Linked DNA regions of Homo sapiens: region 1 is linked to region 2. The links are chromatin loops, found by intact Hi-C in ENCODE. Cell type or tissue: ascending aorta. All regions are shown on one strand. Each heading gives the region's core, and the rest is flanking DNA. Links, peaks and the distances in the headings are about the cores only. Region 1 has its middle 300 kb from the start of SMIM30. Region 2 holds the start of GPR85 (G protein-coupled receptor 85).

Region 1 (15,482 bases), core at 3,209-11,208, 330 kb after region 2:
TTTAGTGGGAAGAGACACTTGCTGATTGGGATCATGATTAAATATAAATCTCTTATATGACAGAAATGTATACAATGTGTTTAGTGATTAAACATTTCTCAGAGGGTGGTCTGGTTTTTCCATCTTGTATTTAAAATCACATGCATTATACAAAGTTGAATATTAAGAAAGAAATTAGTAAATTACTTCTTAACTAATAGGTCAGAAAAGGAAAAGCAATTGGCTAATTTCAATAAAATGAGAAAAAATCTGGAAAAAGTATATACTCTTATTTAAAAAAGTTTTTTTAGAACTCACATGAAATTTAACATGTTGTTTCTATAACAATATTCATCTCAAATCAATAGCTGACTTAATTCTTAAGAGTATCCAATTAAAATCAGATGGAAAACAAAATACTTGTTATTATCACTGCTATCTAATTGTCCTAAGAACACTAATCCTTAAAGCCATAAGATACAAAACCAAAAGAAGAGGTATAATTTTTAGAAAGGAAAATACAAGATTATTATTATTTTCAGATGGTATAATTACTTACAAATATATACAGAAAAAAATGACCAAAAACTGTAAGAATAAGAAACTAAAATAAGATGTACCAATGCCAGATGAATACACAGTTGCCCTTCTGTCCCATCCTATAAGTTATCTACCCAGACAAGCCTTTTTACTGTTACTGTTACATCTTTATGAAAATTGAGCTCTCAGGGGTCTCCTCACCCACCAGTGGTGCTCCTGCTAGTGGTGAACATGTGAAAATGGATCATGTCCTGAGTGTCACTCCACAGAGTGAGCTCATATTCTGAAGTCCCTTCATCAAAGTTGTCGTCCTCATCCTAAAACTTGGAATTTTGGCAGATTGAAGTGAAGATCCTGTTACCACGTTGATGTAGAATGGTGGGTTGATGCATCTGCAAAGTTACAGCCTTTCACTTTGTATTCTAATGAGAAAAGTAGACACGTTTATGGTCCGGTTTTGCATTTGCTCCCACTGACCTTCTGATAATGAACAAATGGAAGCAATATGTCAGGAGGCAAAAGCAGAAGACATAGATCTCAAACTTAGGTGTGTTTGATTTGCCAGCAGAAAATGACTAACCACATGATGTAGAAATATATAAAATACATCCACACCTGGGTCAAAGACAGATACACCAAAAGTATCTAAACATCTGAGATCTTCAACTTTGGAGGATGCAGAAGTTACGAGATGGCTTAGGAGGTTGCTGAAGAAGTTCAGAGATGACTAAAGGAAAACAAACAATCAAAAGAAGATGAGTTTCAAATGAAGAAGAAAGAGCAGGGCAACAGCTTAGCTTCTGCTATAGCCATAGCTCCTTGCTCTAGGGGTTTCCTTCTCTATTGTTGGGTAATATTAAGGAAAATTACTTGTGTGTAGAGACAGCACGCAAAGGACAAAACTTTGTATTGAAGAAGCTGTCATATCTTGAGGTTTAAATGTATCTTAATTATGTTTAAAAGGAATTTAATGATGCTGACATCTCATAGGACTTGCTTTTAAATTAGCCCTCTCTGTACACACATAAACACACACACATGTGTACACCAAACCTTTTAGACAGTTTAAAATGGGCAGTAAATTATTTGGGGTGGGGTTCAGAGTGGGAGGAAAATGGTCTTAATTAAATGACAAGGGGAACTATGAATACTACTACAATAAAGGTTGCAAAGGTAATTTTGACTATTTGTGAGACTTGGCACGTACCAAGTCATTCTCCCTTGCCCATCGTTGCTTGCCTTTGGGGAGCTGGAGCCCAGAACTGTGGGGGTTGTAATCACCTCTGCTGACTAGTCCACCACATTGCTCATGGACTTCAGAGCTTTCTTTCCCTTGTCTTCAGTGCTGTTCAACCCATCAATTTCATGAGATTGATGAACAGACTCAGAAGCCCCCAAAAAATTCCACTCTGGCAACATGAGATGTGCTAACCATGAATGAAAGGCATATAGTGACTGATTTACCCAGCACAATGAAATCAGTCAATGCTTTGTTCTCTTAAAGAGGATCAAACTAATTACTGTGTGTTCACTTAGTAAAATTGAATAGTGATTCAGAAATGTGTAATGCATATTGAGTGTATTTAATATATTTTACCTCATGTTTTCTTATTGTCACAAGATTAAATGTTGAAAAACAGCCGTCAGGAAATGTTTTTCTGTGTAAAATAAACAACATCTATCATGGGAGGGACATTTTTAGTAGTAACATTATTTTTTTAATGGAGAGACTCAGCAAGAAGCTCATTCTAATAAAAATGCACACACTGCTTTTCCATGACTTCTCACCACCACTCATGCTTTCAACACACCTGCCCCCAAGTCTGTCCCTGACTTCTTGGTTTGGCCTTAGTTTGGAATCATCAAGAGCATATCATCAGGCTGCAGAATGGTTAGGAGAGAGGGCAACGAGCTTTGGGAGGGGGAAGGAAGTGGAATATGAAAAGGATTCTACAGATAATCCAGCAAGTAGTAACTGAGAGTTTGACTTTGAAATTTTTATGCCATAAAAGTCCAATCCAATCATATTTAATTATGTAGCATTTTAAGATGAAAAAAAATGTTTAAAGAAGCTCCAAAATTGAATTCTTTTGCCATTTTGTCACATTGGCTAACTGGAGGTTATTATTACTGTTGTTGTAGTTCTCATTATTTTTCACCAGAAAGTTGATTTAAAAATAGGCATCATCTGTGATAAAGAGATATGGTTAATAATTTAATTATATTTTCATTGGTTGGTGTCAACTGACGGTATGAAAATAACACAAAGGAAAATCTTTTTAAAAGGCAAAATCAATAGCCTTTATATATTTTAATAATAAAAATAAGTAAATAAGTATTTTTATTTTTATTTACATAAATAAAAAGTACAGTGTGGAAAATTCATTTTCAATGCCATTAAAAATAAACTACAAAGAAAATACTTAATGAACAATCTGTGAAACTCTTATGAGGAATACTATAACACTCCACTTAGTTTTTAATAAATAGGGATGCTTATCATATTAGGAAGAATTAATACATTTAAGTTATCAACCATTTCAAAATCAATTATAGTTTTTATGAAAATCCCAATGAATAATTTTACAAGTTGGCAAAGTGTTTCTAACAGTGCTCTGAAAGAATTAAAAGCTATTATAATTAAGAAATTTTGTAAATCAGAATAATCTAGAGAGATTATTTCTATCAAATATTAAAATATATCATATAACTATTTTTAGAAGTTCTACTGGCATAGAAAACAATGAAATACATTAAACAGCCCCCAAAGATAACTTATTATGTAATTTAATAAATGATATGGAGGTATTATAAACGACTGTGAAGCAAAAATGTGTATCATAAATGGATTTCATAAAACTAGTTAGCTATGCTGAAGTAACACTGTTTAGGTTCTTTTAATACACTATACACTAAAATAAATTACAGTGAAACTAGAGAGCTAAATATTTATCCTTTCTTTCATTCAACATATATTTATTGAACAACTATTATGTGCCAGACTCTAGTCTTGATGCCTGGGATAAAGGATTAAATAAAGTAGAACTCTTTATCTCTCAAGATCAGTGGAGGAAAGAAAATAAACAAACAAGTAGATATAGAAATAATACCATGAGTCAGAAGAATCAAGAGGAAAATTAAAGTAGGGGAAGATGATAGAAGTTAAGGAGGATTCTGTGTTTGATGTGGGGATAGGGAGGAGTGAGAGTAAGGGAAAAGAACATTTGACCAGAGACCTTAATGAAGCCAGGGAGCAAGCCAGAAAGACATCTGGGAGAAGATCATTCTTGGTAGAGGGAATAGTAAGGGAAAAGACTTGGAATTAGGAACATGCTGGTTATGTTTGGGAGAAACAGAAACACCAGTGTGGCTAGAGCAAAGAGAGAGAGGAAGAATAAATTGGAAATGAAATTGGTAATTTGGCCAGGGACCAGCTCATGTAAAGCTTTGTATGGGATTTTAATGTTATTATAAGTATGATAAAAAGCTATTGGAGAAGGAGAGTACCTAATTCATTGGAAAAATATTACTCTGGCTTTCAAATGGACAATAAACAATGAAGGGGAGGCATGGTGATGGCGTAAAGGAGGGAGATCATTTAGGCTAGCAAAATTCCTAGAGACAGAAACTGATGGTTTTGATCATGTTGAGAGTGGTAAAGATTGTGCTAAATGGTCAGATTCTGAATTGTGCGAGTAGGCCAGTTGAATTTACTGATGGATTGGATGTGTACTGTGAGAGAAAGGGACATCAAGGAAAGGAGCAAAGTTTGCATCCTGAGAAATGTTGGTGCTATTTGCCAAGATATGGAATACTGGAGGAAGAGCAAGTTGGGGAATAGTTTGGGATGGTTGGGGAGGTATCAGTGGTTCTCGTTTGGGCATCTCAACTTTGTTATTCCTACTAGGACATCTAAGGGAGACAATCTATATATAAGCTGTTTTTATAAGATTCTAGAGATTAGAGGAGAGGTTGGGACTTGAGATAAAAACTACTGAACTCACCAACTTATAAATGATATTTGCAATTCATTACCTGGGGGTGAGTGTAAATAGAGAGGAGTCCAAAATATTGAGCCTCAGGGGGCTCCACAATTAATATGAGAAAGTGAATCCAGCAGAAAATCAGGAAGGAGGAGACAGCAACATACAAAGAAAACTAGGAGTCCCAGAAGCTAAATAAGGATTTTTTTTTTTTAATGAAGACTGGCCCATTCTTAAGTAAATGAACTCAGAGAACTGGATTTGATAATATGGAGATGATGGGTGGCCTTAACCAGAGTAGACTGAAAGCAGTAGTGTGAGTGGATTCAAAAGAGAATGGGAGGGAGATGAAAATGTGGAAAATGAACAAAGACAATTATTTTGAGTGGTTGTGTAATTAGAAGCAATAAAGTGGAATTGTGGAGAGAGTTTTAATCTTTCTTTTTTAAAGAAAGGAGTTATTACAGTAGTTATTTTGTGAGGATGGGAATGATAGAATAGAGAAGGAAAAATTAATGATACAAATGAGAGAAGAGATAATTGCAGGGGCAAAGTCTTTGAATATACTGAGGGTGTAAGGGATGCAGGGCAAAAGTCGAACTATCTTAAATCTATGACAAAGGGGTATAGTTGTATAGCAAAGTTAAAATAAGGTAAAAATAGAAAAAATGTAGATAACATATATTAATATATCTAAAAAAAGTTTACCCCTTTTTAATAAGTACATTAATGAGGAAAAAACACATTTCAGTTAAATGATGGATAACTGGATAAATTATGATACATTCACAGTAATATTTGATAGTTTGAAGAATGGGTGCAAATATGTAATAACGAATTTAAAATTTTTAATTTCTTTACTTTTTCTTTATTTCACAGTGGGTATTCACAGGTGGGATTATAGCATATTACATCCCTTAACTCCTGAGCTCAAGCCATCTTCCTGCCTCAGCCTCTTGTGTAGCTGGGACTGCAGGCACACCCCACCACACTAGGCTAAAAAATTTGTTAATGTTTATTAATCATCCTAAGTTGAAAATATCTAGACTTCTGGGACACCATTAGGAATAATGTACTAAAGCCTGGAATACGTAACAGTGGCTTTGAGGATGTTGACCTCTTACCGTTAGTTTTGTCTATTCCTGAAAAATAATTCAAAGGCGATTCTTTAAAATTAAATGGGGTTGGCTAATATTGATTATTAATGGGAGAAAGAGGAGGGAAAGGTGGGTAGAATGGGTTTCTTTGTAGTCTGACTTATTAGAGGGGAAACTCTTGGAACCAGTGAATGATTTGCATGCACAGTTTCTCGTGATCTAGGCAAAGAAGGAAAGGACAGCTAGCATGTCAATTCTATGACGCTGCAATTTGGAAAAAGAAAGGATGATATGCTAAGATTTAACTAATATATTGTAAATTCAGATCTTTCAGCCAAATGTTTTCTCAGTAATAAAAGTGTCAATTAGGTATGTTTTTTTTTTTACACAGATTGAATTTTTGACCACTTTATTTTATTTGCTCTCTTTATTCCAGTGTAAAATTCCAGAAATGAGGGTATATTCCAGGTGGGTGAACTGCACAGTACTTATTGTATAGTTCTCCTTGTTTAATAAAAAGTAAACTTTTTAAAAGGTACTGAAAGTTTTTTGTATATCAAGAAAATTAGCCGGGCATGGTGGCTTACGCATGTAATCCTAGCACTTTGGGAGGCCCAGTTGGACGGATCACTTGAGGTCAGGATTTCAAGACCAGCCTGGTCAACATGGTGAAACCCCATCTCTTTTAAAAATACAAATTTTAGCCAGGCATGGTGGCACATGCCTGTGATCCCAGCTACTCGGGAGGCTGAAGCAGGAGAATCATTGAACCTGGGAAGCGGAGGCTGCAGTGAGCTGAGATCATGCCACTGCACTCCAGCCTGGGCGCGACAGAGTAAGACTCTGTCAAATAAAGAAAAAGAAAAAGAAAATTAGCCCCTTGTTTTGCCAATATTTGCTCTCACTTTCTAAGTTTGTCTTTTGACAATTTATAATTTTTTTGCTTTGCAGAGTTTCTAAGGTATCATTTTCTCAGGCTATATTCAGGTATATAAAAAATTAAAAATAACATTTTCCTTCATTTCTGAGTACTTCAATTTTGTTCATATTCTTGGCATTCCTCCAGCCCTTCCTCTGTTTCACGTGATAACAGGTGAACTGCATTCACTCCAGTGTAATTCCATCCATTTCAAGTTTAAACAAGGTCAACTCAGGATTTCCTCTACTCCTCTACCTCTATTTCTCCCTGGGGATACTGTAAATTCTGGGTGTTCTCTGAGGGTCATGGTGTTGGGGGAATATGATTGGTCCCTCAGCTGGGTTCTGCTCCTGTTTGCATCTGCTGAGCTGGCCATTACACCCACCGATGATTGGCCTCACTAAAATGGCTGTGTTCCCCAACCCCGTGGCAGCCACCTGCTGGTTTCCTATTGTTACAACCATCTGCTGCCATCTGCTGGTGTATGCTCTTGTTACAACCAATGAGATCTCTTCAGGTCCCATAGGTCTCTCTCAGAACTTACAGCTGTGTACTTTTCAGGGTAATTTCATCTTCTCCTCCGTTGCTCTCTGGAGCTACAGGAAATTGGTGGGATTGCCTCAGCTCTCCTACTTCATCTTCACTGGTCCCATGATGCTGTGATGCCAGTCGCAACTCCTGTGAAGGACCTTCCCTCCTGGTGTTCCAGACAAGGATGGGGTACAAGTCTCCTGTCACTCTTAGATCCCCAAACCTCCTTCTCCTACCTTTGAGAAAATTTTTATTTCCTTTTAGATAGACTAAAACTGGCTCAGAGTTATCTCCCATAATTTTTTGGTATTTAAATTGGGCCACAGAAAGGCCAAGAACCTGACATAATTATCTTTGACTAACATGAGGTGTCTCTTCACTTTGTATCAATGAAGACTAGGTTCAGTTCTCATGCTTAAGTTAATACTGTAGAGAAGTCAAAGGGAACATAGGAAATAATCTGCCTGCTCATAATTGATATCATTATCATTCTGTACCCATGTTTACATAGTGGGATTTATCTGGCCTCCTGCTGCTGCTTCTGGTTTATGCCACAGTTATTTATTCTGAGGCCTTTTTTACCTAAAGATTTTGCAGAATTTCAACATATTTTCTTCTAGTACTTTTATAGACTCAATATTTTAAACATTTAAATCTTTGACTAGCATGGTATTTATGTTGCAGTGAGATGGGAATGCAGCTTATTAATTTCTCAAAATGACACAGCTACATAGCAGTTTGGATTTCTTGGAGGAAGATTAAGCCTGAAGAACTACTCAGAGATGCCGAAAATATTCATTAATTTTATGACTGGACCTATGAACCTGTCTTTAGAGACAGAGAATTTGCTCTCGACTTTGACTGCCTATCAGAACACCTGGGAGCTTTAAAAAAAATATTGATAACTGGTTCTCAACTCCTCCTGTAATTGCTCTGGGGCATGTCATGATTACAAAAATCTTCCTGGATGATTCCAGTACACAATCAAGGTTGAAAACTTGCCCATGCACAGTCAAGATTGTTTTTAGGGCAAAAGAGAGCGTGAGTGAGACCCATGTGATACCTATTTTCCCATGGAGTAATGTGGAGTGTGCATCCCAACACCCACAGGTCTTGTTGAAACCCAGCTTGCTGGACCCCTCTCTCAGGGTTACTGATTCCCTAGGTCTGATGTCATGCCTAAGAAATTTATTTATTTGATCCTTTTATTTGGACAGAAATTATCAGCAGTCACATTTATACTGGTACCTATCATTTCCCCATTGGAATTTTAAAAGATTGTAAATGAAAACAATTCTATATGCAGAACTTATTTATGTATACTCATTCTTGTTTAAGAGATGATTTAAGGGGAAATAAAATAAAATATAAAAAGGAAAGGTGAGAAAATTTGAACATATGTAAAATAATACTTGAAAAGATAAAATCAAAAGGATAATATACATATATACATAAGCTGATGTTGGACCATACATTTGGCTAAGTTTTCTAGCAGTGAACATTAAGCAGAGAAAGAAAATCACTGTAAGATTTATAATGTGCCCTTGATAAAACTAAGCCAGTAGCTTCAGATAAAAATGCTTACTTTGTCCTGGCATTAGAGGAAAATCTTCTCTGTGTTCTTATAAATATGATTCTATACAACATTGGGAATAAAATCTTCCCTTATCTTTATCATTACAATGATCCTAGAAATTCTACTGATTAAAGTTGACAAAATTGACAAATGTCAATGAGTGACATTAATATAATAGGTCATTTGGTCACTAGGTAATTTCAAGTTTTCACTTGTAAATGAGGGTGTATTTACATAGGTAGTTCCTTAGTCCTCAGTGTGAAACATTGCTGTTCACACCAAAATACAGTAGAAGGAATTATACAAAGTGCAAATATAATACTGTTCACTCGTGATATCCTCAATACGCTTAGCCTGAGTCAAATAATCTAGTAACTTTAACTTATTCCGGGTCTTGGTTTTGGCCTTAAGGAGTGAGAGGTCACAGACTTTTTTAAGGATCTGCTGATCACTAAGCTTCTTCTTCTCAGCAGATAATATACAATTGGTCCTCATTATTCACAGATTCTGAATTTGTGAATTCACCTACGCACTAAAGTGTACTTGTAACCTCAAAGACCATAGGTCCTTTCAAAGTCATTATCAGATGTATGCATGTGCAAAACATCAAAAACTTTGAATTTCCTGATGTGCACATTCCCAGCTGATGTGGAAACGGGTGACACTTTGCTTTTTTGTTTCCGATCTCAAACTGTAAACGAGTATCCTTTAGTGCCACATTTTTTTTCACATTTTTTGCATTTTGTTAATGATTTCTCTGTTTAAAATGGCTCCCAAGCATGGTGCTGAAGTGCTGTTTAATGTTCCTAAGCACGAGAAGGCTGGGATGTGCCTTATGCAGAAAATGTATGTTAGATACGCTTTATTCAGGAATGATTTATAGTGATGTTGGCCATGAGTTCACTGGTAATAAATTAACAATAAATATTAAATATGATGTCTTTAAACAGAAACACACATAAAACAAGGTTATGTATTAATCAGTTGATAAGAAATGTTGTTCCCAGATGCTCGCAAAAGCTTATCTCTGTATTTTTCCAAGGAAAATAACACTAAATTTCCTCTAGGAGCAATGACTCAGTATTTGCTAATTCTGTGTTCATGGTCACTTTATAAAGCACAACTACTGCAAATATCAAGAACTGAACTGTATACACATAGAAGTCTCCTTCAAATTCAAGGATTTTATGAAGTCATGAGGCCTATTCAAGTATGTTAGATAAAAGCCCTTGATGAAAAATGAATATACTAAATATATTAAGAGCTATCTTACATAAGTAATGGTTTCTCTCAATGAGCTTTTTATAATGGTTATGGGCTCTAAAGTCAAACTGCCAGGGTTCAAACCTTGCCTCTATGACTTTCTAGCGGGCGAGCCTGGGCAGGTTTCTTAATCCAAACTTCCTCATCTGCAAAATAGGGAAATTAAGGAAAGGGATTAGAACATCAAAGAGTACATATGACATTACTAATATTTTTGATTGATTGATTATTAACCAGATACATACAAGAATAATTAGAATTTCTGTTACTTATCAGGGAGGGGGTTAGAGAACAGTGGGCAGCAGATACAAGACAAACAAATACTATTTTTAGACCTCAATGAGTATAAGGTTTCTCAATTAAACTGTCTACTATTCAGCTCCTCATGGTTCTGTTCACAAATGAGTTTGGTGAGAACTAATAACTGAAAGACTAGCCCACAGGGAAGTCAACTTTTTATTCCCAAACTTTGGGCTAAAAATAATAAGACAAAATAGTTGGGCTTTAAAATGAAGGGAAAGAGATTAGCAATTAATGAGATTAAAATATTAAAATGAAAGTTAAAAGACTAAGATAAAAGGCATAAGTAAAGGCAAGAAGCTTAGAGATTATAAGAGGAAAAAAGAAAAGCAAAAGGAAAATGCACTAAAAGCAAATAAGGGATGTGCCCAAAACAAAGCTCAAGGTATGTCCAGTTTCCACAAGGGTTGGGTCCCTTGTAACAGTGGGGCCAACTACAACTCTGATAAACAATTCTTTAGGGATCTACTGTAACAAAGCTTAGGACCACTCAGTTCAAACAACTGGAGGGATTTAGGACAAGCAGCAATTTGTCTAAGCTAAGTAGAACATACTGATAAAATAAATATGATAGTAAAATAATTCTGACGTACTAAAAAACTTCAAGTTTAAGGACCTCTAGCTTTGTTTTTTAACATTGTCTTGGTTATTTTTGGCCCCTTATTCTTTAAAATAAAGTGCAAAAAATTAATTCATCAATTTCCACTGAGAGTGTTTGGAATTTAATCTATTGATTGAATTTGATCTATAGATCAGCTTGATGGTAATTGGTATCTTTACAGAAGTCTTTAAATACGTGAACATAGTATATGTCTCCATTTATTTAGGACTTTAAATTTCCTCCATCATGTTTTGCAGTTTTCGTTATAGAGATCTTACAACTCTTTTTTGTTAGATTTGTTTTTAGGTATTTGATGTTTATGCATACTCTTATAAATAGTATTGCTTTAAAATTTCGTTTTATGTTTGTTTATGGCTGGTACAGCATGCCCCGCATAAAGACAGTTTAATCAACAATAGACCACATTATAAGGCAGTAGTTCCATAAGCGTACGATGGCGGTGGCTCATACCTATAATCCCAGTGCTTTGGAAGGCCAAGGTGGGAGGATTCCTTGAGGCCAGGAGTTTGAAACCAGCCTGGACAATATAGCGAGACCCTGTCTCTGCATAATAATAATAAAGATTATAATAAAGCTGAAAAAATCCTATTGTCTAGTAATGTCACAGCAGTCATAACACCATAGTGCAATGCATTACTAATATATTTGTGGTGATACTGATTTAAACAAACCTACTATGCTGCCAGCCATATAAAAGTATTATGTACAGTATATAATACTGATGATGATAATAAACAACTATGTTACTGGTTTATATGTTTATTATATTATAGTTGTTATTGTTATTTTAGAATGTACCTCTTCTATTTATTTTTTTAAAGCTAACTGTAAAACTGCCTCAGGCAAGTCCTTCAGAAGGTATTTCAGAAGGCATTATTGTCATAGGAGATGACAGCTCCTTTCGTGTTATTGCCCCTGAAGACCTTCCAGTGGAACAAGATGTAGAAACAGAGGACAGTGATATTGATGATCCTGACTCTGTGCATCTTAGTTTGTAATAAAAAAGTTTTAAAAGTTTTTTTAAAATTAAAAGTTTTAAAATTAGAAAAAGCTTATCTGATAAGAATGTAAAGACAGAAAATATTTTTGTGCAGTTGTACAATGTGTTTGTGTTTTAAGCTATATGTTACTATGAAAGAGTCAAACAGTTTTAAAAAATGATTTAAAAGCTTATAAAGTAAAAAGTTGTAGTAAGCTAAGGTTAATTTATCATTGAAGAAAGAACAAATTTTAATAAATGTAATGCAGCCTAAGTATACAGTGTTTATAAAGCCTTCAGCAGTGTACAGTAATGTCCTGAGCCTTCACATTCACTCATCACTCACTCAGTGACCCACCCAGAGCAATTTCCAGCCCTGCAAGCTCCATTCATGGTAAGTGCTCTATACAGGAGACCATTTTTATCTTTTATACCATATTTTTACTGTGTTCTTTCTATGCTTAGATATACAAATACTTATCATTTTGTTATAATTGCCTATAGTATTCAGTATAGTAGTTTGCTATACAGGTTTGTAGCCTAGGAGCAAAAGGTTATTCCATATAGTCTGGGTGTGTAGTAAATAGGCTATACTATCTAGGTTTATGTAAGTATACTCCATGATGTTTGCACAATGATGAAATTGCCTAATGGAATACTTCATAGAACATATCCCAGTTGATTGATAAGTGATGCATAACTGTATAGAGAATAAAACAGTTGACAATAAATAGTAATTGTCATGTTTCCAGTTTCGGGGAAAACTTTCAATATTTCAGCATTAAGTACATTACATATATTGAAATTAGGTATGTTTGTACATCAAAAGACACCCTTAAAGAGGGAAAGAGCAGTCACACAATGGAAGATATTTTAAATAAATAGCTATAGCAAAGGACTTGTATTCAAAATATATAAAGAACTCCTTTAAGTTCATAAAAGTCAGACAACTTAATTTAAAATAGGCAAATATTTGAGCAAATACTTTACAAAAGAGAGTATCTAAGAAGCCAAAAAACATGTGAGAAGATGAGTACATTTATAAGTCATCAAGGAAATAGAAATTAAAACCACAATGTAATACCACTACATACAAACTAGAAAGGCTAAAATGAAAATTACTGACAACATCACATATTGTTGAGTATGTGGAGTAGGTAGAAATCTCACGCACAGCTGATGGGAGTATAAATGGTAAAACTACTTTAGAAAACTATTTGACAGCATCTATTAAAACTCAACACACACGTATTCTCTGTCCCAACAATAATATACTCAACAGAAATACTTAACTATTATTATTAAAATACATGCACAAGAATGTTCATCAAAAACTGAAAAATGGCTCAAATGTCTATCAAGAGTAGAAATGAATGAATAAATATATAACTATTATATATTATAATACACTATAAAACAATGAGAAGAAGAAGTTATTGCTAGAGGAATAGCTTTGAACTTGGTGAAATACACACTGTAGGCTTCTATTTACATGCAATTCCAAAAAATAGACAAAAGTAATCGATGCCATTAGAAGTCAAGGTGGAGAACGGTACTAGGAAAAGGCACGAGGAGGCTTCTGGAGTGCCAGTAATATTAAATATTGTGATCTGGAAACTGGTTACATAAGTGTGTTTCAAAGTTCATTGAGCTGTACATTTGTAGTTTATGCACTTTCCTGCATGTATGTTATACTTCAATAAAACAACAACAAAAACAAGTTAAAAACCTTAGAGGCTGAGTAAAGCTATTTGATTAAAAATGACTAAAAGCTCCTATTTGTCAATTTTGGCTTTTGTTGCCATTGCTTTTGGTGTTTTAGACATGAAGTCCTTGCCCATGCCTATGTCCTGAATGGACACAGATTTCCTGAATGCCTAGATTTTCTTCTAGGGTTTTTATGGTTTTAGGTCTAACGTTTAAGTCTTTAATCCATCTTGAATTGATTTTTGTATAAGGTGTAAGGAAGGGATCCAGTTTCAGCTTTCTACATATGGCTAGCCAGTTTTCCCAGCACCATTTATTAAATAGGGAATCCTTTCCCCATTGCTTGTTTTTCTCAGGTTTGTCAAAGATCAGATAGTTGTAGATATGCGGCGTTATTTCTGAGGGCTCTGTTCTGTTCCATTGATCTATATCTCTGTTTTCGTACCAGTACCATGCTGTTTTGGTTACTGTAGCCCTGTAGTATAGTTTGAAGTCAGGTAGTGTGATGCCTCCAGCTTTGTTCTTTTGGCTTAGGATTGACTTGGCGATGCGGGCTCTTTTTTGGTTCCATATGAACTTTAAAGTAGTTTTTTCCAATTCTGTGAAGAAAGGCATTGGTAGCTTGATGGGGATGGCATTGAATCTGTAAATTACCTTGGGCAGTATGGCCATTTTCACGATATTGAGTCTTTCTACCCATGAGCATGGAATGTTCTTCCATTTGTTTGTATCCTTTTTTATTTCCTTGAGCAGTGGTTTGTAGTTCTCCTTGAAGAGGTCCTTCACATCCCTTGTAAGTTGGATTCCCAGGTATTTTATTCTCTTTGAAGCAATTGTGAATGGGAGTTCACTCATGATTTGGCTCTCTGTTTGTCTGTTGTTGGTGTATAAGAATGCTTGTGATTTTTGTACATTGATTTTGTATCCTGAGACTTTGCTAAAGTTGCTTATCAGCTTAAGGAGATTTTGGGCTGAGACAATGGGGTTTTCTAGATATACAATCATGTTATCTGCAAACAGGGACAATTTGACTTCCTCTTTTCCTAATTGAATACCCTTTATTTCCTTCTCCTGCCTAATTGCCCTGGCCAGAACTTCCAACACTATGTTGAATAGGAGTGGTGAGAGAGGGCATCCCTGTCTTGTGCCAGTTTTCAAAGGGAATGCTTCCAGTTTTTGCCCATTCAGTATGATATTGGCTGTGGGTTTGTCATAGATAGCTCTTATTATTTTGAAATACGTCCCATCAATACCTAATCTATTGAGAGTTTTTAGCATGAAGGGTTGTTGAATTTTGTCAAAGGCTTTTTCTGCATCTACTGAGATAATCATGTGGTTTTTGTCTTTGGCTCTGTTTATATGCTGGATTACATTTATTGACTTGCGTATATTGAACTAGCCTTGCATCCCAGGGATGAAGCCCACTTGATCATGGTGGATAAGCTTTTTAATGTGCTGCTGGATTCGTTTTGCCAGTATTTTATTGAGGATTTTTGCATCAATGTTCATCAAGGATATTGGTCTAAAATTCTCTTTTTTGGTTGTGTCTCTGCCTGGCTTTTTAAACTAAAGAGCTTCTGCACAGCAAAAGAAACTACCATCAGAGTGAACAGGCAACCTACAAAATGGGAGAAAATTTTCACAACCTACTTATCTGACAAAGGGCTAATATCCAGAATCTACAATGAACTCAAACAAATTTACAAGAAAAAAACAAACAACCCCATCAAAAAGTGGGCGAAGGACATGAACAGACACTTCTCAAAAGAAGACATTTATGCAGCCAAAAAACACATGAAAAAATGCTCATCATCACTGGCCATCAGAGAAATGCAAATCAAAACCACAATGAGTTACCATCTCACACCAGTTAGAATGGCAATCATTAAAAAGTCAGGAAACAACAGGTGCTGGAGAGGATGTGGAGAAATAGGAACACTTTTACACTGTTGGTGGGACTGTAAACTAGTTCAACCATTGTGGAAG
Region 2 (15,482 bases), core at 2,676-10,675:
GAGTGCTAAAATAGATAATGTGATTTGGTCATTAAGACACTGAAGCAGGTTTTTATTTTGTATGATTACTACTGTTACCAGTTGAGTTACAAATGGCATTGATTCACTGAGGATGTGTCTTGTCAACTGCTTCCTGCTTGACCTGCAAATGCCAAGTTAGTCAGGAGTAGGCTTAAATAAAAGTCACTGCAGTTCAGCCTGACTTACTGATTACTGGGGCTGGTTTCTTACCAAAACTGTGGGAATCGGTTATTCCAAATAGCTAGGTGGAGTCAGGCAGCTTCACGTGGCCGTTGCTCTTGACTCCTCAGTCCCCAACTCTTAACCCATATCTGTTTTCTTGTCTATGCAATGGTGAACCTGTTCTCTCTGGCCTTAAGATTATTGCTGAATTTTTTACTGATTGCTGGTGATATTTGAACCTCTAAGCAGAGTTAGTTATTATCATCATTGCAATTACGTTTCTACTATAAATTTTTTTGAGTTACAATCACAATGTTATCAGAACATCTTTTGATAACATTTCCTTTATTTTAGATAATGATTTCAGTACCAAGGAGACTTTATTGCTAGATCCAACTCACTGTTGTGCATTAAATTTTGTCTCAGATCTAATCAACTTTGGTGTAAAGTAAAAATGAGGTCAGAATGCTCACTAATTCATGGCTTGAGCTGTCCTTATAAGAGCAAAACTGAATAGTTGCATATATCATTGAAACATTTCATTGATTTATTTTCCTTATTTATATTGATATTCTCTTTACAGAAGTACTATAGCAATATGGAATTCTGTGTTATTAGATTCCTAATCTTAATTATCAAATACCAAAAAAAAATAAACTTCACAAAAACCAACCAATAAACAAAACAACAGAAAGCAAACAAAAATAATAACTTTTTCTAGTTTTGTCATAATGTTAGTGTAAACCATTCTTCTTACAAGTTGTATATTTAGAACCCCAAATTTCTATGGTACTATGCTCCAAATTAAAGTGTGATGTTTATATTAAAATTCTGAGCCAATTAACTAAGCAGGTACACATCTCTAAATACTACTGGCATTTAAGAATAATAGAGGGATGATTATAATAAACTACCAAATAATGCTTTTACAGATAATATTATGTCAGTTTATCAGCATTATGTTGATTATCATTCATACATTTCCAGTCTGGAATGTAGTAGCTACAAGAATCAAAAAGCAAAACCATAATAAAGCTAGTCTTCCTAGTTTGTGCTTGCCTCCCAAATTAAAAAAAAAGTTGTTATGTGCCAAAAATGTAAAACTTATTTCAAGAAAATTAACAGGCTACACGGGTAAATTTTGGCAAATGCAACTTTATATTGAAGTTCACACATCTGTATCTTAAAGAATGAGACTCACAGACTCTAATGTATTTCTAAAATACCAGAAATCATAATATAAGCTTTCACAAGTTAAAACTGAAATAATTTAAATTACCAATACACTGAATGTGCAGAAAGTATAAACAAGACTGTGCCTTCAGTAGAATAAATGCTTCACAAATTGTGCAGGATGTCATACTAAGGCTGTGGTCTCCCCTTGACAGCTGACTTAAAATATAAACATACATCAACTGCCTGCTTCTTAGAACAGTTTAGAAAGGGTAGCACACCGTAGAAGAAAATCTCATTATTTCAGTGATGTGCACTTTAAGTTTCAAACCATGTGAGAAAAAAGGAAAAAGTAATAAATGATCTTCCATGCACTTTTAGATGCATGACCATGACCAGTTACTGATTTGATTTCCCTTGGCTATTTGCTCCAGTGCTAAATAAGATGAAGGATACTAGATAACCCTTTAAGGCAACATGTATTTATTCTGCATTATTAGAACTGCTCAGTTGTGACAGGCTGGTACCATTAATGTTGCCTCCCAGACCAATATCTAGCATTTGTAAAATATAAATGAATTGGAAAAACTTTATACCAAATCAACAAAAACCACATAATACAGTTCAATGCTAGCAATCTTACTAGTAGATGAGGAAAGTGGTATTTAGAAATAGCAATGTATTAATACAAAAAAAGTAAACTCTAATTGGAACCAATATACTGCTTTGGAATGCTCCCCAGAACTTACAAGGCGGTTTTTAAAGTGTGATATTCCAATAATTCATTGGCACGTCTTTAGTGGATTACAGTACTTTAAGTCCCCAAATATTTTAGTCTTTGCAAAACAATAGTAGTATGAAATGTTTTAAAGTCTTCAAACTTCTAAAATTAGTTTTTATCAACACATTTACCTCATGTCAACTTAATTTATTAAGATGTCCAATGCTAATTGTTTTTTGATGTTTTTTCATATGTAGTGACATACAGAGCATTTAGCACTGATACTTAGCACCTGCTACTTTCATTATCTAGTTTTTGACCACATAAAGAAACTTAGGGCAGTGGTTCAGTCCCTTCTTAATTACAAACCTTTGCTGGCAGTCAGCAGGATCACTCTGAGATTTAAAATAGGATTATAGGTGAACTATTGCAAAGACTGCAGAATGTTGCCCAAATCCTTAAAACTGCTGATTCCATTCTTGAATTTCTTCTCAAAATATGGCTATGGGCCACAATTGCTCAGCAGAGAAGGTTAGTTTTCACAAGGCTAAAGATTTACAGATGCTCCCTCATATAACACAGTAAGGTTCCCTTGGTAACCTGGATTTTCTGCAGTAAAGAAGGGTTGTGCTGAAACAGCGCCTCAGCTCCCTGTTTGAGAAAATGCAGACAAAAGGATTGATTCCTGCTTGGGCAAAACTCATCCAGACAGCAGCTGTTAGAAATCCCCCTGGTACTACAGGCCCTCTTGCAAAAACTCTCCAATAACAGGCCACCAGGTAGGGGCCCCACAAGGTTAGAAACAGAAAAGTCATTATATAGAACATTCTGCTGATTCTTTTCTCCATTTTGAACTCGTCTAAGACCAATAGCCTTCTTCTGCCTGTGGTGTTTGCATTTTGCCTGATGCCCAGCAAGGTGGGTGGTGTGGGACCCCTTCCAAATCCTGCTAGCCAATTGGCAGCTGCCTGGCCACTGGCTCCAGGACCATGAAAAGTCCAGTTCTGGCTGACTGCTGCTACAAACTGGACTGGCTTCATTTTTCTTCGATCGTGGACGAAAAATATCAGCTTGAGGTAGACAAGCTGTGTGGCTAGGAGGATGAGAGCAAGAAGCAGCATAAATCCTAAGGAATCATTAGCCCTGAAGGAGCGGTGTTGGAAGGTGCATTGATCTTCCTCCCTAATGAATGAGTAAGTGCCCACGTCTAAAACCGGGGGAAATGCCATGGCCACAGACAGAGTCCACACCATACAGATCACAGCCAGACACGTCCAAAAGGTCAGCCTCTTTGTATAGAAGCGGTGATGGGCGATAGCTAAATATCTGGTGACACTGATGCAGAAGAGCATGAAAGCAGTGTGGAAACAGGACAAAACCCCCAGAAAGGCAATCACTTTGCAAGTCAGAGTCCCATAAGTCCAGGTAGAACCATTTTTGACAGAGTTGAACACAAATGGGAAACAAATTGCAGATCTGAGGATATCTGAACAGCAAAGATCCAACAGGAAGTAGTAAGGTGCTCTATGCAAGGTCTTATCTTTCACTAGCAAAATGGAGATCAGGAGGTTGCCCACCACGCTGACTCCTATTATGAAACCCAAGGAAGTCAGTTTCAGAAAGGCTGTTAGAGGCGAGAGATTTTGCAAAATGTTGTCAGCTGCATGGCTATAGTTCGCCATAGATGGATGGAGGATAAGGATACAGCCTCAGTCAAGTCTCATGATCTAGATATAAGAACAAGGAAAAGATAGATCCATACATTTTACTGAAAATATAATCCACAAAGAGAACTGATCTGATCTGCAGTCATGCTTCCTCTTTTCTTCCACTTGTTTTGCCATCAGAATATCTGAAAAAAAAAAAAAAAAAAACCTATCAGTTCTTAAGTTAACAAGCAATGATGTCAGACAGTGCTAACAAAGCTGTTCACTTATGGGGAAGCAAATAAAGTTTTAATTTTGAATACTAATATTTGCTTTACTAAATATTTTTGCTCGAGATTTCAGAGAATTGGCTTGTTTAGTTTTTCAAGCTAAGTGAATTTTAAAATGTCCCTATTTTGGACAATATACATTTGATAGGGTAACTTTAGGAGAGAAGGAATAAAATGTCCCATTCTTGTAAAATATGCCAGTCCAGGAATTAACCACTAGAATTGCAATGGAATCTACAAGATTGCTATTAGGAGGCAGAGACACTACCTACATTTATTTGAGATCTATTAGTATCTGTCAGTGTTTCACAGGCAGCTTCTCTGTTTGATGTGGGTCCAAAGAACCCGTGCAAAATATATCTTAAGTGCCACTATTCATGCTGCATAAGAGTATTTGTTGATTCATCTTAAAGCAAAATTTCAAAATTAACTTCAAAATTAATAGGAACTTACTTGTCCCAAGATTTGATGTGATTTAATCATTTGTCTTTCCCTCTCCACCCTACCCCCCATTTCTGGCAAATCTTTTAAGCCCACATGATTATTAAAATGGTTAATGTAAATATTGGACAGGGAAACACACCCAGAGGAATAATGCACTTCCATTTGTAAACCTTGGCTGCCTGGATTCAAATGAATATAACATGAACCTGTATTTCTTGGGCAATTAAGCCTTTCCCATTTACACTGATAACCTTTGTTGCAAATCACAAGTGGCTGCTTTTTAAAACAAAATGCACATTGTCTCGCAGGTGCCTGGACCACACCAGGGAAATCGGCTTCCTCTGTTATTCCCACCAAGCGTGTTTCTTTTGCCACTTCTCACTGGCCCGGAATATGCTGGTGGAAGCCCAGGCAAAACTGCGTTCGATGATTTTAATTTCCCCACCGGTACATCCTCGGGTAAATACCGATCGCATCATGCAACATTACGAAACCTGAAATCCGCCACCCCTGGATTTATAATGGGGGGAGGGTGGAGGAGGGGGAGAGGGAGAGAGACATGCATTACATACGCGAAGATGGGGAGAGAGATTGCTTCTGTGCTGCAAAGGAACCGTTCCCGGTGATTCGCAGTCTGATATTCCTCAGTCTTGTAAGGCTTTCCAGAAATGGAGCTCTCAGTAAGCCCTACTGAAGATGCATTGTCTGAATGTACTTCCATTATGCAGTTTATTGTCACAAAACACATACACACACACACACACACACACACACAGAGACACACACACACACACACACACACACAACCTGAGGGAGGGCTCTTTCTCGGTGAACCTGCAGTTTCATCAACACTGTGCATTCCCCCACATCCCCCAAACTTAACCAAGAGTATATCCTCCTACCTGTTGGTGTTGGATATCCCGACAGACTATAGCTTCTTTCTATAAATTGCTGATTTTTTTCTTTTTTTCTTTTTCTTTTTTTTTTTTTTTTTTTTGTTTTTTGTTTTTTTTTTTTTTTTTTTTGCCTTAGTGCCTTGACTGAGCATCCAGGCAGGGCTCGGCGGCGCCTGCGCGCTGGAGCCTCCTTGAGCTCCAGCCGCGTCCTCCCCTGTCGCAGCGGCACCGTCTCCCCCAGTAACGCAGGGGCCGCGGCGGCGGCGGCTGCGGTGGCGAGGGCGGCGGCGGGGCTGCTTCAGCCTCTGTGGAACCAGCAGGAACCCCTACCTGACTCCAGAGCTGGCTGGGTTTATTGACTGCCCTGTCCAATCCAACTGGCAGCATTAAGCTTTTGTCCCTTCGTGGCTGCTTCTGAACTTTTCCCTCCCCGCATTTGTAGTGGGGGGCTGGAAAGGCCCTTTCAGGACCTCAGGCCCATCCTCTTCCCAAAGGCAGCGCACGAGGAAGTCACAGTGCCCGTGACGCCCGCCCCCTCCCTCAGCTTCCCGGAACCCTAACCTTCCCCAGACACTTTCTTCCCTTTTCTTTTAGGGTGGTCCAAACCACCGGAGGCTTCTTTTATATATTTATTTTTAAGTGATGTCTCCAGCTAACCTTTAAATTTGCAGGTTAGCTGGAAAAAGACAAGAAAAGAATGGGAAAAAAGAAAAAAAGTTATTTATTTATTTATTTATCTTTTTCCCACAGTTAAAAATCTTTTCAATGGGGAAGAAGGGAAGGCACGTTAGGGCAGCTCTCTCTTTGTTAGTCATCTTCTATTCTCCAATGCACGCAAATATGCGTAAAAGTAGGGAGAAAGCTAAGTTCAGAGGACAACTACAATATGATTTACATTCAGTCTACCTTAAAGGATGTCACTAAAGAATCAGGCTTATAAAATGTTTAAATGGCTATTCCTGGCATTCCACCCCACCAAGCAACAGTATTCCTTTTCCCTTCTTACAAGTTCCGCTGACCAATGATGGGTGATGTCAAAGCAGTTATGTGTACGAGTTTCCTTTTTTCCCCTTTGTTATTACAGATGAAAAATACTAGAAATATAACAAATACGTAAAACTTACACCAGTCCAAACGGTCGGATGATACCACAGACACCACAAAGCCTGACACGTGGGTGCTTAGGAATGCCTCTAGAATCATGCATTTTCTTATTTTACCATTTCCGAAGAGTTTTGTTTGTGGAGGTGATATAAAATTTTAAGCAACAACTTCCCAGTTCTCCTACCCAAAACTAGCAGACACGCTTTCATTAATTCCCAATGTAAAACGTCTGCTTCTTTTTCTGCATGCTTTTTGCTTTATAATAATCTGTTAATGAAACAAAAAATAAAAATCTTCTCTACAGTAATAATCTGATCTTGAGACAGCAGTAAAATACCTCATTGCTGGGTGGTGAGATTGTGACATTCAGGGGAACTCAGGCCAATCAGCATACAGATAATATGGGTTAATTTACATACTGTATTTCTATTGGATGAGCCGAGGTAAAGCCTTATCTTGATGTCACAGTCGTTACACAAAGCCCTATGTTGGTAATACTGAAATGATGTTAAATTTCCCTGATTTGTTCTTGAATTTCCTACGTCCATTTAAATACATGGATAATAGTTTGTTTTTTTCGAAAAGAATATACACAAGGCACTAAACTTTGGCATTCCCTTAACCTAGAAAAATCAATCCTACAGCCATGCTGGAAGTAACTTGAGGGCATTTCCATTCAAATAAAACATTCCACTTTTTGCAAAGCAAATGAATTCAAAACTCAAAACCATGTGGTGGTTTGCAACTTCTAAGTAAAATGTCAAATTCGTTTTTATGAAACTACAAATCACTTCAACTTGTGCTTTTTTGCTTCCCAATAAATGCTTCAATGTACTTTGCAAAGAGTTATTTCCTGAATTTTTACAGTTTTAAAAAATGTATGGAATAAGAGGCTTAAGTTTGCTGAAGATTCATGATTGGTCAGATGTTAGGTTGTACAGATTAGGGAAAAGCTATTTTAAAGTAAATTAAAAGAGTCACTGCACTGCCAGGCCATGAAGCAGTAATATACTCTGCCAAAAGTTATAGGGCCAAGATCCAAGGGTTTTAACTAGTCTTATTCTTTAAGCAGATATTGATTCCTTAAAAATAAGGGAGAGGGTATATGTGTATGCAATATTCTTTCATATCCACATCTCAGGGTATAGTAAAGCTATTTTTTTCCTTTGCAGTTGAGCACAGTTACATCCACTAATTCTTCAGCTTTTCCAGCTGTTGGATAAGAATGTCATTTTCTTGCCTCACAAGGGGACTCAAGAAATTAATGAGATATTTTCTATCTAGCTCATTAACTCTACTGGAGAAAACATTGGAAGCTACATCTTTCATCAGCAGGGCTTTAAAAAATATGTTTAATAGCTGACAAAAGTTTCATATCATCTACAAGTTCTCAAATGTAAAGTTATTGCTTCAAATTGTTTAGATCATAGGCTTAGTTGGTCTTAACTAATTTCTTTTTTTTTTATCCCCTACATCACCAAACCCAGAAAATTTGATTTTCAGGTTAAGAGTAAAAGAACAAAGCAAATACAACAAAACTATATGCTCTAATCCTTGGGTTTGAAGGGTTCTGAAGATTTACAAACTGTTGGAATATTACATGTACTATATTGATCAGTGTATTAGGAAAACTGATATAATTTGCTTAATTTGGTTCTTATAAAAAGTACATACCATTTTATTTTAAAAACCAATGACCTTGCTTTCAAAATTAATCTATTTCAGATTTTTGCCAACTGATGCATAGTATCATGATCAGCAAAAACAGTGTTTTTTTCTGTGCATTGTTTACATGAAAGTGTGTGTCAGGAAATAACACTTGGTAATTGCAGAGAATAATAGACTAGAATAAACATTCTAAATAAAAGATTTTTAGTAATTCATTTCAAATGACATGTCTTCTGCTTAAAGCATAAAACGTGTGTCTTTGGTGCTCTCAACTGTTACCAAAATTTAAAGTTGTATATGAAAAAGAGCCTTTTTAAAGTTTTCTTTAAAACTTTAACTATCTTTTTGATGGGGTTGTTTGTTTTTTTCTTGTAAATTTGTTTGAGCTCATTGTAGATTCTGGATATTAGCCCTTTGTCAGATGAGTAGGTTGCGAAAATTTTCTCCCATTTTGTAGGTTGCCTGTTCACTCTGATGGTAGTGTCTTTTGCTGTGCAGAAGCTCTTTAGTTTAACTAGATCCCATTTGTCAATTTTGGCTTTTGTTGCCATTGCTTTTGGTGTTTTAGACATGAAGTCCTTGCCCATGCCTATGTCCTGAATGGTATTGCCTAGGTTTTCTTCTAGGGTTTTTATGGTTTTCGGTCTAACGTTTAAGTCTTTAATCCATCTTGAATTAATTTTTGTATAAGGTGTAAGGAAGGGATCCAGTTTCAGCTTTCTACATATGGCTGGTCAGTTTTCCCAGCACCATTTATTAAATAGAGAATCCTTTTCCCATTGCTTGTTTTTCTTAGGTTTGTCAAAGATCAGATAGTTGTAGATATGCGGCGTTATTTCTGAGGCGTCTGTTCTGTTCCATTGATCTATATCTCTGTTTTGGTACCAGTACCATGCTGTTTTGGTTACTGTAGCCTTGTAGTATAGTTTGAAGTCAGGTAGCTTGATGCCTCCAACTTTGTTCTTTCGGCTTAGGATTGACTTGGCGATGCGGGCTCTTTTTTGGTTCCATATGAACTTTAAAGTAGTTTTTTCCAATTCTGTGAAGAAAGTCATTGGTAGCTTGATGGGGATGGCATTGAATCTATAAATTACCTTGGGCAGTATGGTCATTTTCATGATATTGATTCTTCCTACCCATGAGCATGGAATGCTCTTCCATTTCTTTGTATCCTCTTTTATTTCATTGAACAGTGGTTTGTACTTCTCCTTGAAGAGGTCCTTCACATCCCTTGTAAGTTGGATTCCTAGGTATTTTATTCTCTTTGAAGCAATTGTGAATGGGAGTTCACTCATGATTTGGCTCTCTGTTTGTCTGTTATTTATGTATAAGAATGCTTGTGATTTTTGTACATTGATTTTGTATCCTGAGACTTTGCTGAAGTTGCTTATCAGCTTAAGGAGATTTTGGGCTGTGACAGTGGGGTTTTTTAGATATACAATCATGTCATCTGCAGACAGGGACAATTTGACTTCCTCTTTTCCTAATTGAATACCCTTTATTTCCTTCTCCTGCCTAATTGCCCTGGCCAGAACTTCCAACACTATGTTGAATAGGAGTGGTGAGAGAGGGCATCCCTGTCTTGTGCCAGTTTTCAAAGGGAATGCTTCCAGTTTTTGCATGAACAGACGCTTCTCAAAAGAAGACATTTATGTAGCCAAAAAACACATGAAAAAATGCTCACCATCATTGGCCATCAGAGAAATGCAAATCAAAACCACAATGAGATACCATCTCACACCAGTTCGAATGGCAATCATTAAAAAGTCAGGAAACAACAGGTGCTGGAGAGGATGTGGAGAAACAGGAACACTTTTACACTGTTGGTGGGACTGTAAACTAGTTCAACCATTGTGCAAGTCAGTGTGGTGATTCCTCAGGGATCTAGAACTAGAAATACCATTTGACCCAGCCATCCCATTACTGGGTATATACCCAAAGGACTATAAATCATGCTGCTATAAAGACACATGCACATGTATGTTTATTGCGGCACTATTCACAATAGCAAAGACTTGGAACCAACCCAAATGTCCAACAATGATAGACTGGATTTAGAAAATGTGGCACATATACACCATGGAATACTATGCAGCCATAAAAAATGATGAGTTCATGTCCTTTGTAGGGACATGAATGAAATTGGAAATCATCATTCTCAGTAAACTATCACAAGAACAAAAAACCAAACACCACATATTCTCACTCACAGGTGGGAATTGAACAATGAGAACACATGGACACAGGAAGGGGAACATCACACTCTGGGGACTGTTGTGGGGTGGGGGGAGGGGGGAGGGATAGCTTTAGGAGATATACCTAATGCTAAATGATGAGTTAATGGGTGCAGCACACCAGCATGGCACATGTATGCATATGTAACTAACCTGCACATTGTGCACATGTACCCTAAAACGTAAAGTATAATTAAAAAAAAAAAAAAGACTGGGAAAAAAAAAACTTTAGCTATCTTGGTAAGAAAGGCTCTCATTGGGGGTTTTTGCACAGAAACACTTTCTGATTGATTATTTAAAAAAAAATCACCAACCTGGAATAAGTGACCAATAGAAAGAGAGATTATACATCTCCCTTTTTTGATAATGGTTTTCATGTCTTAGTTGATAATGGTTTTCACATCTTAATTGCTGCAGAAAGTGACCTTTTTCACAGTGACATCTAAGTAACTGAAAGTTTTTAGGGCATTATATTCATCTCTTTGAGGAGCAGAATGGTGAAATAATATGCTAGACAAATCATGACTTGGGAGTTGGGAATAACTATAATTGTGAACATCCCAAACAGTGAAATTTTTTCAGAATGTTAATGAGTTTTTAAAAGATTAAAAATCTGGCATGTTTCTTTCCAAAATGCTAGAAGGTTCATTTGTTAGACTTTTCTCTCTGCTCTGCCCCATAACAGGTTCCAAAGTGTTAATGTAATTCATTTTTAATTTTAAAGTTAACTGCCAGGCTTTTGAAAACTCAGCAGTTTGCCTTTTCTTCTTCCCTTTATGTTGACAATTTCCTCCTCTCAGAAAACTTTAAGACTTGTTCCTTTGTTCAATTTATTTAACAAATATTTCTTGAGCTCCTCCTACTCTGTATGAGGCACTGTGCTAGACCTTGCAAGAAATAAGAAATCGGGAGGTAGGACCAGTTTACAGGTGGACACGTCACAGTAGGGAAAGCCTGAACTGATGGAAGTGGAGCAGGAAAAATGAAGAGAAGCAAAGTAAGAGGAGCCATATTTCTTATGGAGTAATTGGCTCAGGGAAGCAAAGGAGATCAAGGGGTAAGAACAGACTCTCAGGTTTGGAACTTGGAGAAGAACTGGGAGGCAGAAGACACCATTAACCAGAGGAAACAAAAGTTAAAAAGGAAGGAGCTGGTTTGGTAAGGAAAAGAGTGAGTTAATTTTAGACATGCTGAATGTGAAATGCTGGTGGAATATTCAAATGTTGATGTGTTATACTTAGTTGGAAGTGAAGAGCCCAAATTCAGAAAGTACTTATAGAGAAACTATTGGGCGGCATTGCCAAGGGAGAGATTGCTGAGAGAGAAGAAGGTTGAGGTTAAATAGATAAACAAGTATGCCCATTCCCCTCCATCTGAACAAACCAAAAAACAAAGAGAATGCCTACATATAAGAAACAGGAAGATCATGGAAGAACCAGACATAAAACAAACCAAAAGAGGAGGATCATCTATGTTATAGACCCTGAGGGAGGAGAGAATTTCAAAGAAGGAGTGGTCATCAGTGTCAGTTGTGACTCGGAGATTTAGAAGAAAAACACATAAGAAGATATCCTTGGATCTGGGGATGATGAAAATCATTAGCAATCTTTGAGAAAGCAGTTTCAGAAGAGAAAGTCAGACTATAAGGGATTAACAAGTGAGGGACACAGGCTTAAAGGCTTATGAGGTCAGGCTAAGAAACTATTTTGTCATTAATGACAGCACTGTCTCAGTGATAAAGGTTTGAGTGAATTCTCTTGATGTTTTATGAACAAAGTGATGGTTATTTAAATAAATACAGCATGGTTTCTTCTTCTGGAAGTCTTTAAGCTCTTTTTATATTACACATTACTGAAATGTGACCCTGTGAATGAGAAGAGCAAATGCAAGTTTTCCTACTAGTGCCTGGTAAAACTTTAGAGCTTAGAGGAAAAGCCCTTTTTCTGTTAAAATATTCTAAATTGTCTCATTCAGCTTTGCCTTTTTTTTTTTTAAGATGCGGTTAGCCTCAACCATGTAAAACAAAAAAGTGACCCCCACATGGGTATGTCATGGGTGTGAATGTGTGTGCATGTGAATGTATTGGAAGGGTAGGTGGGAAGAAGAAGCAAGTGTTGGTAAAATAATTAAGAAATAGGAAGTTAATTTAATATTGAGGTTAATGGAGAGTCACACATATCTTACATGCATTGTAAATTTTCATGAAATAAAAATGCAATATAATTTTTAAAACTCTAGAAGTATGAAGTATTTTTTCTTTGACTATTCAGAGGTTATCTCAGTCATACAGTGCATTAGGACCATTATTATGAGCATGTGTTATATGATATGAGCAGATTATGGTTATTTAAGCTTTTGTGGTGTTCAGCTTTTTGACAAATGAACGTAATTAAAACATGGCTGAAAGTAAAGGATCTAAGATAAGTAAAGTTATCTTAGACTCTAATTAAAGAGCTTCTCATATTGACTAACCAAACTTGCATTCTGTTTAGTCCTTCCACTTTCATTTCTCTTATTTTTTTTTAAACTTTACAACTTAACCCTATAAAATAAAAACAAAGACAAAACTAAAATTCCCACCCCTCATAAATATGGTTACTACTTTAATTTGGTTAACATTTGGTTAAAACAGAAGTATGCTATCATCTGTCTAATTTCACATTAAAAAGGACTATATTAAGAATAAGTCCTGGGGGTAGCATTATTTCATTCACTTAATGAATGTTCTAGACTCCATGAGAATATGAGCTCTATTATTTTGTCACTATTCATCCCTGGCACATCAAAGATACTGGATACATTTTTGTTCAATGGGAATTTATGACCCTACTACATAAAAAATGCTGTAGTAGGCACTGTTGGGGAGGATATAAAAGAGGAAGAAAGACAATGGCACAGGCTCCAACTGGACTCCATGTTTTTCTTAATTTCATAAGGTTGGGATAATTATTTGTATGATGGGCAGAAAGTTTTTTTGGCCAAAGATTTACTCTGGATTTGAGGGAATTTTGTTTGCTTTTTAGCCTTATTACATTAGCGTTTACATAATTCTTTATTTGCTTTACTACTCAGTAATTTTAAACCATTTTCTAATAAGTTAATGTCTGTCATGCAGATTATGAGCCAAGAGCAGATATTTTATGCCTTGAGCTCATAACCTGGTGCTCAAATAGATGACAAAATATCTGCAGCTTTTATCTGGCTTTGGACTTTAATTTGGATCATTAATTTTTTAATAGCCAAAAGGGTGGTGCATCCTGAAAAAAAGACCTTAATTTATCAGTACAGAAGTAAAAAGCTCAATAGTATAAAAATAAACTTTTAAATGATGGATACTTTCTGCTCTAATTTTGCCTGTGGATTATTAATAATTACCTATAGGACAGAAAGCAAAGGGGTTGAAACAGAAACTGGTTGTTTCTCAGAAAAAGACTGCAAGATGATGTTAATCTTGGGTAAAAATCAGGATTATAGTTTATTGCATTTTCTTTGTCCTCCTTTTAAAAGATATTCCTTCCCCTTCTTTACCAAGCATAAATTAGAGCTGAACATAAGAAGTTCTCATATAAAATAGTGCTTATTCATCTTACTAATTGAATATAATAAAAAAAAAGCTACCAGCCAAATCACTCTTTAAGTCCTCTAAGCTTGAACACAGTTCAGAGCTGATAATAAGATTTTCTAATCTCTGGAACAAGGAAGCACAGAACGAAACCTCCAACAATTCAAAACAGGGCGGCAGCAGCTCACTTTCAGAAGGTAGTAATGACTAGGGCTGGGTGATATAATTTCAGCACATAGAATTTGGTTGGGATTGCCTTTCTCCTTTATCTGATCTAGAATCACAGCATCCTGTATTGACAGTTGATATGTGATTTATAGCAGTTGTTTTCTGGCATGGCTATAGTTAATGGGCCGTTAATCATTTCTAAGGGATATAAAGAATACTGTTGCATGCACGTATTATGAAAAATGTGTCTTGTTTATAGAGATTGAAAATACCAAATGCCTTACATCTACAAATTCTATAATCTGTACTTCTAGCTGTTACCCATCATCTCTCTGAATGGCACTATACTGCATAGTGGTGGGCATGTGAACAAGCTTAGGAGGTGGAGGTAGGAATGGTCCCATGCCCAGGGTTCCAATATGTTTTGACTTGTGCATTTCATATCACTTAATCCCGATTGTGATTGTAGAATAAAGGTATGATTCTAACACTTTCAGGATTAGTTTCTAGTTGTTTGGGCAAACAGTTGTCTAGGTAAACTGAAAGGCAGTAGTCCAGGTAAAAAACTGGAAGGCATCCGGGTAAATGACCTATCCTCTTGTGAGAATTCTGAATGTGGAAATTTCTGGCAATTTTAATTAGTCTGGTGCCTCCTCCAGTTACTATGGGGGTGTGGTGTGCAGCTCCAGGACTGCTATCATTTTGTTTTTACTTGTATTAAATCCTTCAACAACCACAGGTCTTTGTAAGCTCCAACTTTTTTCTAGCAGGTTTCTTCTAAGGGAGCCATGGGTCTTTTGCATTTCTTTCATAGTAGATCCGATCAGTTAATTAAAAACAACAATTCCATCACATAAAATTTAAAATTTCCTCTCAGGCATTCACCAGTTCAGGAATGTTCTGTATACAGGTACAGTTGTATATGCTGCATAGCATTATATAAAATACTTTCACATACATTGGCTCTTCTACATGTAAAACATTTATGCTTGAGTCAGGGACTAAGACCCAGTTGGTCTGCAGACTCGGGCCAGAGAGTGTTTTCCACTACACCAGGCAGCTCTTCAGCAGTCAGCCTCCAATAAGCAAAGTCAGAACATTGTGTGATCTGCTCTCCACTTACAATCTAAACAGTTCTAAAATTTGATTTTAAAAGGCCCTTAGAATGGCTCTTAACAACAAGATGAGTGATAACTAGTATTGGCAAGGATGTGGAGAAAAGGGAGCCCCTGTATACTGTTAGTGGAGATGTAAAGTGGTACAGCCATTTTGGAAAATAATATGAAGCTTCCTTAAAAAACTAAAAATAGAATTTCCATATCATCCAGCAATCCCACTTCTGGGTATATATCCAAAGGAATTGAAATCAGTATGTCCAAGAAATATCTGTACT

The links. Hi-C counts contacts between places; a loop is a spot of excess contacts. Peaks named below come from ENCODE experiments on the same cell type or tissue, not always from the same donor. Only the 100,000 strongest peaks of a DNase experiment are listed, where the experiment ranks them.
Region 1: it touches region 2 in a loop (5-fold over the local background); 2 of 110 quality-filtered maps call a loop at or near these places.

The regions. Positions count from the first base shown.
Region 1 is chr7:113,414,932-113,430,413 of GRCh38, forward strand. No RefSeq gene overlaps it. Among named protein-coding and RNA genes, the nearest start is that of SMIM30, 300 kb to the left of the region's middle. RefSeq lists an enhancer at 6,686-7,208. In ascending aorta, for the core only: a CTCF peak has its summit at 6,991 (motif pointing left); a DNase peak (open chromatin) is centred at 6,970.
Region 2 is chr7:113,080,963-113,096,444 of GRCh38, forward strand. GPR85 (G protein-coupled receptor 85) reads right to left here and starts at 5,865. Exons shown (of 3, transcript NM_001146267.2): 1 at 5,360-5,865; 2 at 5,030-5,147; 3 at 1,323-3,929. The coding sequence starts at 3,759. The coding sequence ends at 2,647. RefSeq lists a silencer at 5,551-5,610. In ascending aorta, for the core only: no CTCF peak of the experiment used is centred there; DNase peaks (open chromatin) are centred at 5,749 and 5,799; H3K4me3 peaks cover 2,387 bases; H3K27ac peaks cover 1,352 bases.